Regions from separate parts of the Mus musculus genome. Here region 2 is linked to region 1. The links are chromatin contacts, found by Hi-C or POLR2A ChIA-PET in ENCODE. All regions are on one chromosome and are shown on one strand. The core of a region is the stretch at or near the end of the contact, and the rest is flanking DNA. Distances in the headings are between cores, read along the strand shown. Region 1 holds the start of Pdcd6ip (programmed cell death 6 interacting protein). Region 2 holds the start of Clasp2 (CLIP associating protein 2).

The links. A loop is a pair of places that touch in the nucleus more often than their neighbours do. ChIA-PET counts read pairs that join two places held with the same protein, here RNA polymerase II (POLR2A).
Region 2: a loop to region 1 is called in a map of heart, with 4 times the contacts of the local background. The contact joins the promoter of Clasp2 here to the promoter of Pdcd6ip in region 1. A Hi-C loop is called at or near these places in 5 of 37 maps with a recorded cell type or tissue (gastrocnemius and heart). POLR2A ChIA-PET finds 5 or more read pairs at or near these places in 2 of 5 experiments (Patski and embryonic stem cell).

The regions. Positions count from the first base shown.
Region 1 is chr9:113,706,843-113,711,966 of GRCm38, forward strand. Pdcd6ip (programmed cell death 6 interacting protein) reads right to left here and starts at 1,417. Exons shown (of 18, transcript NM_011052.2): 1 at 1,057-1,417. The coding sequence starts at 1,265.
Region 2 is chr9:113,738,131-113,743,155 of GRCm38, forward strand. Clasp2 (CLIP associating protein 2) reads left to right here and starts at 3,343. Exons shown (of 40, transcript NM_001114347.1): 1 at 3,343-3,745. The coding sequence starts at 3,551. Gm38623 (a long non-coding RNA gene) reads left to right here. Exons shown (of 4, transcript XR_001779313.2): 4 at 485-1,693.

The DNA of each region.
Region 1 (5,124 bases), core at 167-2,666:
TACAATGTGCATCAAGCACTTGAGACAGCCGCTGGATACACAGGCCACATATACCACCCGCAGACAAGCACTGTGTGACTAACCCCAGCACTCGCAGACGTTCCTTACAGTTTTACAAAACTCGGGCACTTTAAAGCAAATCCACTCTAAAACTCTCGTGAGAGAACTGTTTGAAATCTGGCTCCTCACTCTGTCAACAGATAAAGTCTACTCAGTGCTGGGAGCCATTCTAACTACGGTAAGGGCTGCTAGTGGCCATCTGGCAACACATGCAGGAAACATCACGGGAGCAAGATGATGCCAAAACTAAGGGGTGTCTCTGGACAGCTCTGTTCCCACCCTAATCCACCAGCGTCCCTTGCATGAAACAAGATCATATTACCAGAAATTGGATCATAAGGTATCACGGAAATGTTATCATTATCAAGTACCTGGGTTGTCACCAATTGCAAAAAGGACCAGGGTATTCCATACGTGCATACGCCCGTGTCAAAAGATTTTTAAGTAACCAGTCTCAGCGGTCTACTATGTCATTCAAGTTTTCTTTCAAACGACTGTAGCTCCTAACTTTTACAACTGTCAGTCTGTCACTTGATTATTGGAACATGAGATGACTTACTTCAAGTGAACAATATAATAAGTCACCGACATTTGGTTTAGTGTCCAAATTCTCTCCCTTCCCTTTCGTAACTATTATTAGGAAATCTAGACGTGGTCCAATAAAGTCACAAACAGGGATTGTAAAAGGGAGACTCCAGTTGTAACACCCAAAAAGTGAAAACCGGTCAAACGGCTGTAACCAGAGAGATCATTACACGGCAGACGTCCTCCCAGGTAAGGAGCCTCGGTGACAGAAGGCACTCGGAAGGGAGGACAGGGTTATGAGTCCTCTCACCAGGAAAGAATGCTGACCACACCTACGCTGCTGGCCTGAGTCAGAGTGGAGGCCAGGCGCGGGGGAGAGGAAAAGGCTATGAAGGGAGGAGGAAGCGAGGCTGGGGAGGGGAGCGGGGACAGGAAGGGAGGCTGGGAGGGAGCCCCGCCGCCCGGGCCCACCTCAGCAACGTCTCCAGGGCGCCCTCATGCTTGTCCAGCGGGCGACCGAGCGCCGAGCGCCGCAGTTTGCTGAGCTCCTCGGCCGCACGGCAGTACTGGGCCTGCTCCTCGCCGCCGCTCGGGTACGTCTGCTGGATGAACTTCACCAGCGGCTTGGCCAGGTCCACCTCCGAGGTCTTCTTCAGCTGCACCCAGATGAACGACGCCATGGTGAGCGCCCGGCCGCCGCGTCGGGCCGCACAGACGGAGGGACAGCGACCACGGCCTAGGCGCGCTCGGCACCGGCAGCGGAGGAGCGGACCGACGGGCCGACGGACTGGGCCGCCAGCGCTTCGAGCTGGCCACTTCCGGGAGCCCCCGCGCAGGCGCAGTCGGAGGGGCGCGCCGCTCGGTCACGTGATGGTGCCACCAAAGCGTCGCTCACCTGGGCTCGCCTGTGCGGCGCCTGCGTGGTGGGATCAGGCGGTAGCCTACTGCGATGATTAAATTTTCAAAAAGATTCTTTTGGTTATTTTGGTTTGGTTTGGTTGTTTTGTTCGAGACTGGGTTTCTCTGTGTAGCCCTGGCTATCTTGGAACTGACTTGTAGTCCAAGCCGGCCTCGAACTCGCGGAGATCTTCCTGCCTATGCCTCCCCAATGCTGGGATTAAAGGCATACGCCACTACCACCCGGCTCAAGAAGATTTTAAATTCTCCTTAGATTCTGCTCTATTTTTCTTTTTAAAATATTTTTAATTGATTGTATTTTTCCTTTTTTATTACAAAAATTAATTTTATAGGTCAATATATTCTGCCCGGTGGTGAAATGCTCCTTTGTTATGCTTTCTCCTATGAGACCAGACCCTGGGGAGTATTGTGATGTGCGGTTGAAGGTCCATTGTGTGTGCAGCCTTACCCCCACCCCCACCCCCCAGGGCAAAAGTAGAAAAAGTCCCTGCCTTCGTGCAGTCTTCCAGGTAAGGACACAGTCGGTAGTAAGGTACGTAAAAAGAGATCTCTTAGAAGAACATAGCATAAGCAAGATAATTTAAGAAACATCCTCCCAGAAGATGAATTTAAAAGAATACTCGCAATTTGACATTAAAAGAGAGCACGGGTGGAGAGACTTAAGTGGGAAGAGGCCCCAGACCTAAAGCACGAGTATCCCATATCCAGAACTTAAAAGGGAAGTAGAGACTAGAATGAAAGGAAGTTGAAGAGTGACACCACAAATCATTATGAAACTTGTAGTCAGTGTCTAGAATCTATTTAGTACAATCAGTCGTACTTAAGCAATTTTTTTTATATTTTTTACAAAGGCCTCCCTGGGTAACTGGGGAAATAGATTAGCAGTTAAAGACTGTTTGCTGCTCTGCCTGAGTGAGAGGCCGACCTGGGTTCCCAGTAGCCTCTTTAGGAACACACTCAACACCTGTAACTCAAGGCGACCCATCACCCTCTTGGGGCCTCCTCTGGGGCCAGCCCTCACGCGCACATACATAGAATGTTTCTTGAAGGCCTCCCAGAAGACAAGTCTGGTATTTTTACTGTTTATTTTTATTATGGTTTATTTATTGGGGAGTACTCAGAGGTCAGAGGTCAACTTCTGGAATCAGTCCCTTCTACCACGTGGGTCTCAGGGGTGGAACTCAGGTGGGCATGATTGACAGCAAGCACCTTTCCCTGCTGAGCCATCTCACCACTCTTGATGGAGCAAATGTTGATGAACAATATCGTCCATGAAACATTCCAGGCAAAACTAACTTGAATCTATCAAGCCTTCACATCAAACACGCAATTTTTTTCATTTTTTATTATATATATATATATATACATATATATATATATATACACACACACACACACACATATATGGGTTTCTGCATGTATGTCTGTGTACCATGTTTGTTCCTGATGCCCCCTGAAGTAAGAAGAGGGCATCAGATCCCCTGGAACTGGAGTTTCAGAAATGATGAGCTGCATATGGGTGCTGGGAATCGAACCTGTGTCCTCTGGAAGAGCAGCTAGTGCTTTAACAGGGGAACCATCTCTCCAGTGCCAGATCACACAATTTATAAGAAATACAACAGGCGAAATAAGAAATTCTGTGACGTTTCAGAGCATAACTGGTGTATACGCTTCAAAATGTATCGGCCTGAAAAAAAAAAAAAACAATGGTTGTATAAAAAAAATTAAAAAAGCAAAACTTGTGGACATTACAGCCTGCCCCAGATCCTATTCTGAACAGACAAGCTATAAAACACCTTTCAGGACAGTTGAAAGATGAATGAAAACATGGAATATTTGATAAGATGAAACTGTGTTGCCATACAAACCTTGGGGGGTCATTAAGAAAATGGTATGTGTGTAACACTATCTTGGTTTTAAAAAATTAAATATCTGTATATATGGACGATGAAAAAGGATTGTACCCTCAGTGGTGCTGATTCTTTGAAAATAGAAACATACTTTTTTATCTTATTTTTATTTTCATGTAATAATTTTGCTTTATACATTATATTTGTTCATTAACAATAAAGCTTATTTTATTAAAATTTTATTTATTCATTCATTTACATTTACTTATTAGTTCGGGGGAAACGTGTGTGTGTGTGTGTGTGTGTGTGTGTGTGTGTGTGTGTGTGTTTGTGTAGGTCAAAGAACAACCTGTAGGAATCCTTTTCTGGTCCAGCTCAGGTCTTCAGATTTGGCGGCAAACCCTTTAGCCACTGATCCATCTCAGTGCGCTATAAAAATGTCTTTATTCTAGTTAAACTTTCTACTTACAGTAAATGCCACGGCCACCCTGCCCAATGTGCATCAGAAGAATGTAGTGAGGCAAAGTGTGAAACAGAAATCGGGCAAAAAAAAAAAAAAATCATCATCAAATCTGACCTAAGGAAGATAAACAAAACTGATAGGTTTTTTGAGTTTAGAATTGAATTTGCTAACACCCAAACAGGAAAATAAGGAAAGGGACGTAACCAAGAATGGCACCTGCTTTGGGTACCTGTGTATCTGAGTGTTTGGTGAGAATGCATGTTGCCAGAAAGAAGGGCAGTGAGACTCACTGAACAGGGTGGGTGAATAGGCCAGAGGAGTTCCGGCTGTGGCCTGCCTCAGCTGGTTATGTCTTACGTGGGGCAGCGGATGTCCGGCTGCGCATCTGCCTCGCTAATGGAGTGCCCCATAATAGGCGTCCCAGTCCGTGTTTCCCACAGTGAGAAACAGCGGAGTCTGAGACAGATGCTGTGGTTCCAAATCTTCTGTGTACCCAGGCGCCTCCGGTGTCTGGCTGGGAGTTGTGAACGGGGTCTGATGGTCTGTGTTTCCTCTCAGGATGACTACTCACCAGGGGGGAAGGGGAAGGCTCAGTCCAGGATGGAGATGGAATCCTCTTTGAATCCAATTGAATGCCAACGATATGGAGTGACTGGGAGAGGAAAGGCCTTCTCCAGGAGATTTAGTCATGGCTCTTTACCACAAAGGCCTCATCACCACCACCTTCCCTCCCGGGGGTTCTTGTGGAAGAGCTGGTCATTGCTTGTCCAAACTTTTATTTGACGGCAGATATGGCCTATGCGCTTTACTTGAGGTGAACCAGGGATTAAATAGCTTTTGCGGGAAGGAATGCCCAGAAAGGGAAGTTCATTGCTTGAACAGCCAGGTTCTATCTAGATACCGCATTAGCATGAAGAACTCCAGGTTGTTCTGGTAGGTGACCGATTGTCATGGCCCTCTCAGTGGGTTGTCACGGTGAGGCGTTCCAGATCAGGTAGTTTGGCAGGGAGCTGCCTCCATGCCTGCCATTCTCAGTTCTGAGATTCCCCGGGGATTTGAGCCTGCTCAGCCTTAGAGTTCTTCTGTCTGGTGGTGGCAGGGTCCACCTCCTCCACAGGCTGTGCCCACCCCCACACATTAGAATCATTGTGGTGATGATATAGAAGAGACTGAGTTCTACAGATTGGTTTTGCATAGGCGTCAGCTTTCAGCAGGCAAATTACTTACAAATCTGGTGGACTACAAAGGGTCACATAAAATAGGTCAAAAATTATCAAGAATTAAAGATTCAACTTAAGGATTTTTGGT
Region 2 (5,025 bases), core at 2,093-4,592, 33 kb after region 1:
TGCCTCACTCTGACTAGCCTAGAACAAGGGTACCATTCATCATCTCTCACAGCTCAGCGGGGCAGCAGCTTGAGAGACTCTCCCACTATTTGGCTCTGGTTCTTTCCTGAGGTGACAGCTAAGACAGCAGCCAAGGCTGTGATTGTCTGAAGGCCACAGGGAGGCTCCAAGGTCTCGTCATCTCCTGGCTTTTACCAAGGAGCAGTTGCCCTGTTGTCTTGACAGGGCAATTGGCTTCCTCTCAAGAATTATTTAAGAAGTCAAACGCGAGCCGGGCGTGGTGGCGCACGCCTTTAATCCCAGCACTTGGGAGGCAGAGGCAGGCGGATTTCTGAGTTCGAGGCCAGCCTGGTCTACAGAGTGAGTTCCAGGACAGCCAGGGCTATAGAAAAACCCTGTCTCGAAAAAACAAAAAAAACAAAAAAAACAAAAAAAAAAAAAAGAAGTCAAACGCTACTTGCATAGCTGTCTTTCATTTTCATAGGTCAGCTACGATCACCGTAGAGAGCCAGTCTGAGAACATGCAAATCTACAGGTGAAGATGGGGGAACTGCGTTGGAGGCTGACAACTCATATTTACTTTTATATTGTATTTTCAAGTGGGAACATGCACAACTCCATGCTTTTGCCATGCCCCCTTCCCCCAATAAATAATGTAATAAAAATTTCAGAACAAAGCAAAATGGAACCTTCTGCCCTGAGTGCAGATTCAGCATTTTTGACATTCCTGTTTCTGAAACCAAAATGTTGGTGTTGAGCTCTTTTCCCACAGAGGAGCTTAAATTCCTTCTGGATTTGACTTCTCCCTTATAAGCAGTTAGCTCATAATCTTAAAAAAATCCAGTCGAGGCTCTTTTCCAATTAAAGGGCTACAGGAAGGAGTCCTGCACTCCCGCACACAATGAGGAGTCAGGAGGTCAAAACCATTGTTGGTGTGGAGATGTCACATGAGGAACTCGCAGTTCCAAGTATTACAACTCAACTGCTGTTTCGGATCCGTCTTCTTTCCTCTTTCCCAGCCAGGCAAGTGTCTAACCACTTCTGTCCTCATGGAGTCATTCTACTGATACTGCTACGAGAACTCTACTGTGTGCCAACATCTGTGTTGTTTCCAGTTGGGCTGTGCCAAATCTTGAGTAAGCCACTCCCACTTGTTCCCTAATACCCCACCCAGGAGAGAACACAATGCCTTTCTTGGTGGACATTTGTTGAAAATATGACTTCAAACTAGCCATGTGGTCACTTCTTTCCTAGCTTTTGTATGGACAATAAACTCCCATTAGAAAAAAATTTACTCAGAGTTTCCACTATTTTCCCAGATAAATAGGCTGGGAAGTCAGGCTCCTGTGTTTCAATACACCATTCCAGTCCTGTTAAAAATAGACATGTTTCTAGATGCATTCTCGTGACTGATCATGAAGGGAGGTTCAGTATATCAATTTATTTTCTAAATTTCCATCTAACCCTTTCATTTCCCTGCACCTTTGTGTTTTTAAAGGTTTATGTGTATGACTGTATTTCCTGCATATCTGTATATGCACTCCATGCATGCCATTGGCCAAGGAGACTAAAAGAGAGGGTTAGACCCCCTAGGACTGGGGTTACAGACAACTGTGGGTTGCCGTGTAGGTGCTGGGACTCAAGCCTGGGTCTCTGCAAGAACAAACACTCTTGACCTCTGAGCAATTTCTCCGGCTCCTGTTGTGTTTTGAAAGAAGATCTCAGTAGCCTAGGCTGGTCTTGAACTCCTGACCCTCCTGCTGCCCATGTGCTAGGATTACTGGGGTGCTCCACCAAGAGAAAGACAGTTCCTAAATGGCAACATTCAAAGCAACACCTGTGTTATTTAAGGGATGATATTTTAAAAATTCAAAATACTTTAAAAACATTTATTTGTATGTGTACTTTTAATGTGTTATGGGTATTTTATGTACTTGTACCATGGGCATTGCCTGGCGCCTTTAGAAGTCAAAAAGGGCATCGGATCCTCTGGAACTGTAGCTAGATGGTTGTGAGCTGCCATGTGGATCCTGGGAATCGAATCTAAGTCATCTGCAAGAGATCTGATGATGCCTCTGCCTCCAAGGGCACCCAAACTCAGGTGCTTATGCCAACCATTATGGAAAACTGCAAACAACCCAGAGGCCTATTGCTATATGGACGGATGGATCAACAAGTCAGAGTATAACGGGGAAGGATTAAGTATAAAAAGGTAGAGACTTTTAAGATACGTACTTCATGGAATGAAATACCAACATTTTGCTATGAGAAGTTAGACCCAAAGATTACAGCAGCAGATTGAGCCCTAGGGATATTGGGATCAGGGTTAAAGAAACTGGGAGAGGGGGAGGAAAGGAAAAAGAACACAGTGTGGAGTTACATAACTTTAAAAAATGGAAAATTACCCTACCATGTTAGAAATAAGTTTAGAATGCAAGAGACTGAGTTCCCGACTCGTCCAAGTGTCACAGCTAAACCTGTTCTCTACAACACTGGGCTGGAGAGATGGCTCAGCAGTTAAGAGGGTTTGCTGCTTTTGCAGAGAACCCAGGTTCAGTTCCCAGCATTCACATCAGGTGGCTTACAACTGCCACTTAACTCCATCCAGATCTGACTTCCTGGAACTTTTGGTTTCTGCAAGCGGGCACACTCAGGTGCACACACGTACACATGAAATAAAAAGAAATCTTATAAGTTAACGGCCCCAGCCATCCCCAAACAAAACTCGAGTTCTGTGGCTCAGGCTTGGGAGGCAGGGGTAGGGCCAGAAATGTAAGACCATACTGTAGGGTGAGTTCGAGGACATCCTGTGCTGCCTTTAGTCTCTGTCCAAACAAAAATCAAATTAAAGTCGCCCAGGGCAGAGGTGGTTAGTGGGTAACGGCGGTCTGGGGGCTTCCCGAAGTGAGGGTGGGAGGTGAAAGTGCGTCAAGAGAAAATGTGGATCCATTTGCAAAACCTCGGTATCAACTGGAAACAGAAAGTCCTCCAGGGCGACTGTGGGGGTGGCAGCAGGAAGGGACAGCCAGGCCTGTGCCGAGGAAGAACGCGACCCGTGTATTCCGGTTTTAAGAGACGGCAGGGGCGGGGCAGGGAGAGAAGTACCAAAAAGTTTTGAGTCTTGATGATGGCGGCGGAGCGAATCGCCGGAGATGCCGGAATTCCCACACTGGCCTTCCAGGGTCGCCCACGCGAGGCGACCCACACGGCCCCGACAGCCCAAGGCTCGGGCCATCAGTAGCGCCACAGGCCGCAGCCCACAGGGGCTCGGGCGCGCCGGGAGGCCGGGCTGGAGGCCGGGCGCGTCGCTCTGACGTCACGCGCGCGCTGACGTCGCCGGCAGCCGCAGCCTCTGAAGCGGGGCTGGGACCGGGGGGCGCCGAGTTTGATTAGTTTAGGGGGGCCGTCCCCCGCCGGCCGCCGCACCCCAGGCAGCGGCGTCTCTGCGTGTCGGCGCGTCCCGGAGGCTTCACCGCCGCGCCTCGGCGGTGCTGCGAGGAAAGTTGGCGTGTAAGGGGCGACGGGCGTGTGAGGGGTGGCGGGCGCGGCCATGGAGCCCCGCGGCGCCGAGTACTTCTGCGCCCAAGTGCTGCAGAAGGACGTGAGCGGCCGGCTGCAGGCGGGCGAGGAGCTGCTGCTCTGCCTCGGCACGCCCGGAGCCATCCCGGACCTGGAGGACGATCCGAGCCGCCTGGCTAAGACCGTGGACGCGCTCACCCGCTGGGTGGGCTCGAGCAACTACCGGGTGAGCGGCGGTGCGAACGGGCGCGCGGCCGGGGCGGGCGGGCGCGCTGCCGCCGGGGTCCGGGGACGCGCTGGCATCGCCCCCCAGGGCTTGGGGTACGGCCCCAGGCGGCGGTTCGGTGACACGTTGCTGTGTTGCTTGGCGCTTTACAAAGTGGTAACTTGCGGCCCAAGGCTTTAAGACTTTGTAACGTTTGTCTACGCCCGATGGCAACGCCTGCGCTGAGATGGGGCGTTTGAGTACGGCGTGAAGTTGGACCGTCAAGTTCATCTCTTGCTGTTATACTTAATCTCCAGTTTCTTTTCTCTCTACCCTCTCTTCATCCCTCTCCGCCTCTCTTCCTTTTTTTTTCTTTTTTGCTTCTCTCTTCCTCCCTCTCTTTCCTCTGTCGTTCCCTCCCCGTCTCCCTCCTCTCTTTTCCTCTCCCCTCTCCCTTTCTCCCTCTTTTCTTTCGTAGTCTTTACGTGAAGGTTGAGATCACCCAAAAGCACCGTTAGCGCGTATTCAGGTCCTTCGCACGGAAGGACTGCTCATCTCATGGCATTTATTCACATTTCCCTTAATTGACAGCAGAAAGCCGTTGACCACTCATCAGTTCTCTTGTTTTCCCGCAGTTGGGACGAACTTAGATTTGAAACACTATGGTTTAGTTGATGCTGCAAACGAAGCGGGAATGGGGAGGAGTGCGGTAAGGTACGAGGAGGAATGGGTGTCCGGTCAGCATCAGGGAGTTGTTATGTAGCCACCGATGGAGAAAAGTGAATATTCTGTAATTAGTTGGAGTTGTTAGTGGTTACTTTTCTTTTTAGTCTTCTGGTGGCAGTATTGCTTTAAAATGCAGGCGGGAGCTCCCGTGGATGGAACGATTCTTAGTGATGTATCCAGCAAATAGGCTGTACTTTGAAAGCTTCTATCTATAGAGACAAGAAAAGCAGTTTTAATGATGAGATCTTTATGGAATTGTTGGAAGGTTAGACTTAGCAAGATTTAAAATAAAGTTTTCCTAGCACATATTATCAAATGTACATAATGGGTTTCACTGGCATCTTCATGCATGCATCTGTGTAATGTACGTTGTTCACTTTCACCGCTATTTCCCACTCTTGCTATTTCCATATAGTTCCTCTCTACCTTTGTATCTTTTTTTTTTTTGATTAAATGAATCAGTAAGCTTAAGGTTATTTAAAGGAGTATGGGTGAAGGGTTCAATAAAGGAACATGGGCATCTTATTAGTGACTGCATCACTGAAGAAAATATTTCCCCTATAATGTTTAAGGCC